Linked DNA regions of Homo sapiens: region 2 is linked to region 1. Evidence: chromatin contacts called from ENCODE Hi-C or POLR2A ChIA-PET data. All regions are on one chromosome and are shown on one strand. The core of a region is the stretch at or near the end of the contact, and the rest is flanking DNA. Distances in the headings are between cores, read along the strand shown. Region 1 holds the start of LORICRIN (loricrin cornified envelope precursor protein). Region 2 holds the start of PGLYRP4 (peptidoglycan recognition protein 4).

Region 1 (2,743 bases), core at 86-2,585:
GCCACCGCCGCCAGAGGTCTTCACGCAGTCCACTGGGGGCTGAGGGGTGGGCTGCTTTTTCTGATAAGACATCTTGTCTGAGAAGGAAGGAGAGCCTGGAAGGGGAGAAGAGAGCATCGCTGGACCAGCTGCAAGAGGATACTTACGGAGGCAGCTGCATCCATAGGCAACATCGCCATCCTCCCAGGGCTCCTTCAGGTGCCCGGAGAGCCCTCAGCGGGGTTTCTTATGATTGCTGCTTTTGGAAAAGTTGAGTTCCTCATTCCCCTGCAGAAAGCCTTCATTATGCTTTAAACAGCCCAGTTAGCAGTGCCCATTCTTTCTCCCAGCTCTGCCTCTGACCACTGTTGTGTGATTTGAGGGCAGATCACCCACACGCCCGCCTCTTTCTCATTTCCTGTTAAATGAAAGGGTTTGAACACTTCATCTTTCAGGCCTCTTCCAATCTCAACACTGATTCTCTGAGTGCAAATAGAAAACTACCACAAACCTCTACCTAGGATAGGAGATTTTACCCATTCCCAGCACAACAGAGAGAGGTTTGTCGGACTTCATTCTATTGAGGGCTGTTGCACTCCATCCTCTGCAGAAGCTCTTAGTTCAAACTCTTGGTCTGTCCCACTGAGCTAGGCCATGAACCAAGGGCTAGTCACTAGAAAAGACAGGCTCTGCTGTGGCCCTGCCTGGAAACAGGGGAAGGACCCTGGTGGTCCTTTGGACCAACATCCCCGACCAGAAGCTATTAGCCATCTCTTCCATGATTTTCTCAAGTCCAAGTTTGGTAGAAGGGACTTTGACTAGTAGGAAGTTGTATTTCCCTCTCAGAACTTCTAACTCTGTAAAACAGCAATTGGATTTCTGTGGCACCTGAAATCCCTCCCATCTGCAACTTTTTTGGATCATTCTCCCTACTCTCTTGAGAGTGGCTCAGCCTCTCCTCCTGACAGGTTCACAAGGTCTGCTCAGCCTGTGCACAGGCTGCCTTGGACAGCCTCTGCAGAGTCCTTCTGTGCCCGGCACCATGCCTGCCCCTATGCGGGTGCCAGAGAGGCAGGAGATAGTCTTGTCTTTGTGGAGTTTACATTCTGGCCAGAAGACCAGAAACACCATCTGCATGGCAGCAGCTCATCCCCTGCTCCTTTCCTGACCGCCCTCTAAATGTGAGTGCTTTTGGGAAGGCAGAGGTCCTATAGCTCCCAAAGGGGAAAGAGGCCCTGGTCCATCTAATCTAGTCAGGCCTGGGCAAGACCAGCTGGGAAAATGAGAGAGTCAGTAGAACCACACTTACCCAAAGCACCAGGAAGGGTGAGTGAGGAGAGAAGATGCTGGCAATGTGAGGAGCACTGATCTCCTGAGGTTATATATAGAGCTCTCCCTGACTCATTGATCCAGGCCAGCTTCTTGTGTTTGGCCTCAGTTACGTGACCCGTGGCTGTCGGCCCCACCTCCCTGTGATTGCAGGCACAGGATGGCCCATTCATGAAGGTTTTGGCATTCTTGAGATGGGCAGCCTGGTGTGTGACTGGCCCCTTCTCTGATGCAACAGTGTGGCAGGCTCATCAGTGGGGTCACCCAGTCAGAGTGGATGGCAGACATTGTTTCCAAAACCTCTGGCACAGGATGCATACCAGGTGACCACAGGGCTGTGCTTGAGGAATAGGTCCCAGAGTCTTGAGGTGCCCTAAGAGAGTCAAACTGAAGATCTCAGTGCTTTATCCAAGGAGTAGGACCTTCTAAATCCTACTGTTTGACTTCTGGTCCTGCTACTCTAAAAATCCTCAAAACTTTAGAACCCGTTACTCCTTTGCAAAAGTTTATCTCCCAGGATTTCATGTGTGTTTTGCTGGGGTGTTTCTGTCCTGCCCACTGGAGGCATGAGTCCCCAGCACCCAGCTCTGGACTGCACACCATAGACAGTGCTGTAACTAATGTGACGTGGGAAGCTACTTTGATTCATCCCCAGAGACAGCAGGCATTTGAGACAGTCTGAGAAGGGTAATCAATACTGACTTTCCTTGCAGCAGAGCAAACTAAAGAGATGGACCATGTGATCCCACAAAGGCTCTTTGGCTCTGTTGTCCTGTGGTGTTGTGTGGCAAAACACTGACCTTAGCCTGAGGGGCAGTCATTGAATGGGATAGACTTGAGATTAGGTGACAGATTGGGTGCTCCCTTTGCTACTTGCCAGCTGTGTCACCTTGGGCAGAGTCATAGCTCTTAGTGCAGTACCTGCACATGGGAGGCACTCAGTAAGTACTTATTGACTGTGGAATGATCAAGCTTTTTGACCCTCAGTTACCTTGTCTATCAAATAAAAATAGTAGTACCTATTTCACAGGCATGTGAAGGGAGAATAGTTATGTTAAGTGTAGAAGGTGATGCTGTCTTTTTTGTTGTTTTCTCATATAACAGCACATCCTTACTTCCAACCTGGCCTTCCCTTGGATACCAAGGCCAGAAAGGAGTCCATGGAGGGATTGGGCAAGTCCAATTCTTCTCCTAGGAGAATAACTCAAAACTTTCTTGTTGACTCTGGACCAGTAGCATCACCTCTGCGCATGCAGAACAGGATGCTGCTTCTTTCATAACCGGAAGTCAATTGGTATTGTTTAAGATACCACAGTCAAACTTTGTTCTGCCCAGTTATGTTTTGAAATGACAGCTCCAATAATAAATTCTTAATTATAGTGCACTTTTAATGATCCAGATGATCCTGATTAGACTGTGGCCATCAGAAACTTGT
Region 2 (2,801 bases), core at 187-2,686, 89 kb before region 1:
TCACGGAGCCCTTTCCAAAGATGCCAGGCTGAAGTGGAGCCTCTGGGCGCAGGTGGGGAGCGAGGCTGGGCACTTGGGAAGGGTCTTGAGATGGTGGGAGGTGGGGCAGAGAGCACTGGGAGCCTGCTCTGGCAGCGTGGAGTGAGATGGGGCTGGGGGCCAGATAATTTAGGACTTAGGAGGTCCTCTCGGGATTCTGAGTTCACAGAATCAGAGAGGGACAACCCACACTGCTCTCTTCCTCCCTCCCGATGCCCTCGTCCCGGACAGCCCTCAGTCTGTTAGTCCTCAAGAATCTGTTGGTCTCTGGATGGGGCAGAGAATCTGTTGGTCCCCTTTGGCAGCCACCACCCAATCTCTTCTTGGGCTTCCCCTCCCCAAGCCGCTCCAAAAAGGGGAACCGAGTCTCCTCAAGTCCTTGGTGCCCCGGATGCAAGCCCAGAAACCTTCTCATTTTGAGAACTGTTCTACTTATTTAGGATGGGCGGCCAGCAAAAGGCATGGAGAAACAGCATGTTGCCAGGCTGGGGAAACTACCAGGGTCCCTACAGTGCTGGTCCCAGGCTGCAGTTCTTGGTCTCCTTCATCTCTGTCTCTGGCTCTGCCCCACATTCACCCTCACCCCAGGACAGAGCTCAGCAGCCCCTGCTCATCACACAGCTCCAGCCTGGGTCTGGGTGCATGACTGGGATGAATGCCAGGTAGACCTGGCGCATGCTCAATGGGCCCCATCCAGAGAGCGCTCCTGGGGAGCCCAGTCTGAGAGTGGGACTGCAGCTCACTGAGAGCAACTGTTCTGGATTCAGGGCACTTCCTAAGTGTCTAGGGAGGCTGCCCCACCCTCCGGGACATGAGAGGCTCTGCAGGTCCCCGTGGAGACTGCATCCTACTGCGTTCTTGGAAAGTGTCATGCAGAGTTTCCTCTGTGAAGACTCAAGGGCTGTAAGTCCAGGTTGCAGAATGTGGAATGAGATTAGGTGACAACTGGAACATGGCGAGGAGCTGGAGATTCTTGGTTTGTGGGAGGCTTTCTGTGGTAGGTGGCAGCTTGATGCCGACGGTGGGGAGTGGCAGGCGGGAGGATGATGGGCAGACATGTAAGCTATTGGGGCAGAATTAGGCATCGTGAGCTGTTTCCTGAGATTGTACCTCCCAGTTTCTCTCTGTCCATCCTGACCCTGCTCATGACCCTGGTAAAAGGTGGTGTTGGTGAGTGACTTCAATCCACAGTCTTCAGGCTCCTGGAGCAGAACTTCACAGGCAGGAAGTTTCTAGATGTTGCAGACACAACCCTCAGGCCCTGCAGGCTTTCCCAGGTTGGGGCTGAGGACGAGCTCTCGGGAGTGTTGGGCAATCTTGCCCTTTCCCAGGGAGGAGCTACCTGGGCTTATTCACAGGGCGGGTCCCCAGGTGCTCTCAGCCTGAGTCTGGTCCCACTTGCATTTCTCCAGGTGCTGTGAAAGGAGCTGGCTCAGAGCCTTGCCCTCTGTCTTCCCTTCTCCCCATCTTTTGTTAGGGATCCTGGGCTCTCTTCTCTCTGGGAAGCTAGAGCCCGAGTGCTCCATTCCCAGGGAGGGAGTGCCCTCTAGGGCTAGGGAGAGTGAAGGCTGGAGGAGAAGGCGCCAGTTGGTGAAGAAGGGCAGGGCCTGGAGGCCAAGTCTGGAAGGGAAGGAGCTGCTGGCCAATCAGGGGCAAGCTGACTGCACCCTGACCTGCTGGGCTGGGACAGCACAGGACCCACAGATATCTGTGAGTTGAGTATGTGTTTCTTCTTCAGAAGCCCTCTTCCAGCAAAGGGACTGGAATCCACCAGAAAGAGTGTTAAGGATTGGATTTCCTCTGCCCTAGAACTAGGAACCCCTCCTACTCCTATATCTCCCTCATCTGGCATATTCCCAGCTGGGAAGGGATTCTCTGCATAAGACCCATCCATATGAGTCTGGATTTCTCGGTTGTACCATTCTTGGATCTTACTTCCTTTGTCTGTAAAAATGGGGGTTAACAGTCTTACATGACAGGATTAGTGTGAGGACTAATTAAATAAGACTGCATGTGCAAGTGTGTACACAGCCTTGCACGCCGTGGGCACGTGATGAAATTGAGTTCCTCGGGTAATAATAGGACAGGGATGCTGAGCACCTGCTGTATGCTGGGGGCCCTGAGAAGACTGAAGCAGGTGCTGGCCCTCAGGAGGCCACAGGATGGTAGAGGAGGCAGATGGCACCCACTGCAGTCAGGGTTTGGGATGCTCTGCAGATTGAGAATGGTCATGTTAACAACTGTCAGCGTCTCTCTCAGGCTGCCATCCACACTCTCCAGATTGGTGTCCTGGGACCACGTGGGGATGCTGCCGTGGCTTCTTGTCTTCTCTGCTCTGGGTATCCAGGCCTGGGGTAAGTTTTCTTTCCCTGGGCCAAAAAGCAACCGAGAAGGGTGATCCTAAAGTCTCATAATAGGAATTAAAAAATACCTACTGTCCATCTGAGCCTGAGGAGTTCAAGGCTGCAGTGAGCCGAGATCCCACCACTGCACTCCAGCCTGAGTGACAGAGGAAGAACTTGTCTCAAAAACAAACAAACAACAACAAAAAAAACTACTCTCTCTTGGCCAGGGGTGGTGGCTTATGCTTGTAATCCCAGCACTTTGGGAGGCCTAGGTGGGCAGATCACGAGGTTAAGAGATCGAGACCATCCTGGCCAACATGGTGAAACCACGTCTCTACTAAAAATACAAAAATTAGCTGGGTGTGGTGGCACATGCCTCTAGTTCCAGCTACTCAGGAGGGAGGCTGAGGTAGGAGA

What was found. Hi-C counts contacts between places; a loop is a spot of excess contacts on that map. ChIA-PET counts read pairs that join two places held with the same protein, here RNA polymerase II (POLR2A). Pooled maps may share reads with other maps.
Region 2: a map with no recorded cell type shows a loop between it and region 1 (4-fold over the local background). The contact joins the promoter of PGLYRP4 here to the promoter of LORICRIN in region 1. A Hi-C loop is called at or near these places in 1 of 168 maps with a recorded cell type or tissue (GM12878), 7 of 37 single-sample maps with no recorded cell type and 5 of 50 pooled maps. POLR2A ChIA-PET finds 5 or more read pairs at or near these places in 1 of 52 experiments (GM12878).

Annotation. Positions count from the first base shown.
Region 1 is chr1:153,258,279-153,261,021 of GRCh38, reverse strand. LORICRIN (loricrin cornified envelope precursor protein) reads right to left here and starts at 1,335. Exons shown (of 2, transcript NM_000427.3): 1 at 1,289-1,335; 2 at 1-95. The coding sequence starts at 72.
Region 2 is chr1:153,347,476-153,350,276 of GRCh38, reverse strand. It overlaps PGLYRP4 (peptidoglycan recognition protein 4), which reads left to right and starts at 1,436. Exons shown (of 9, transcript NM_020393.4): 1 at 1,436-1,749; 2 at 2,299-2,393. The coding sequence starts at 2,345.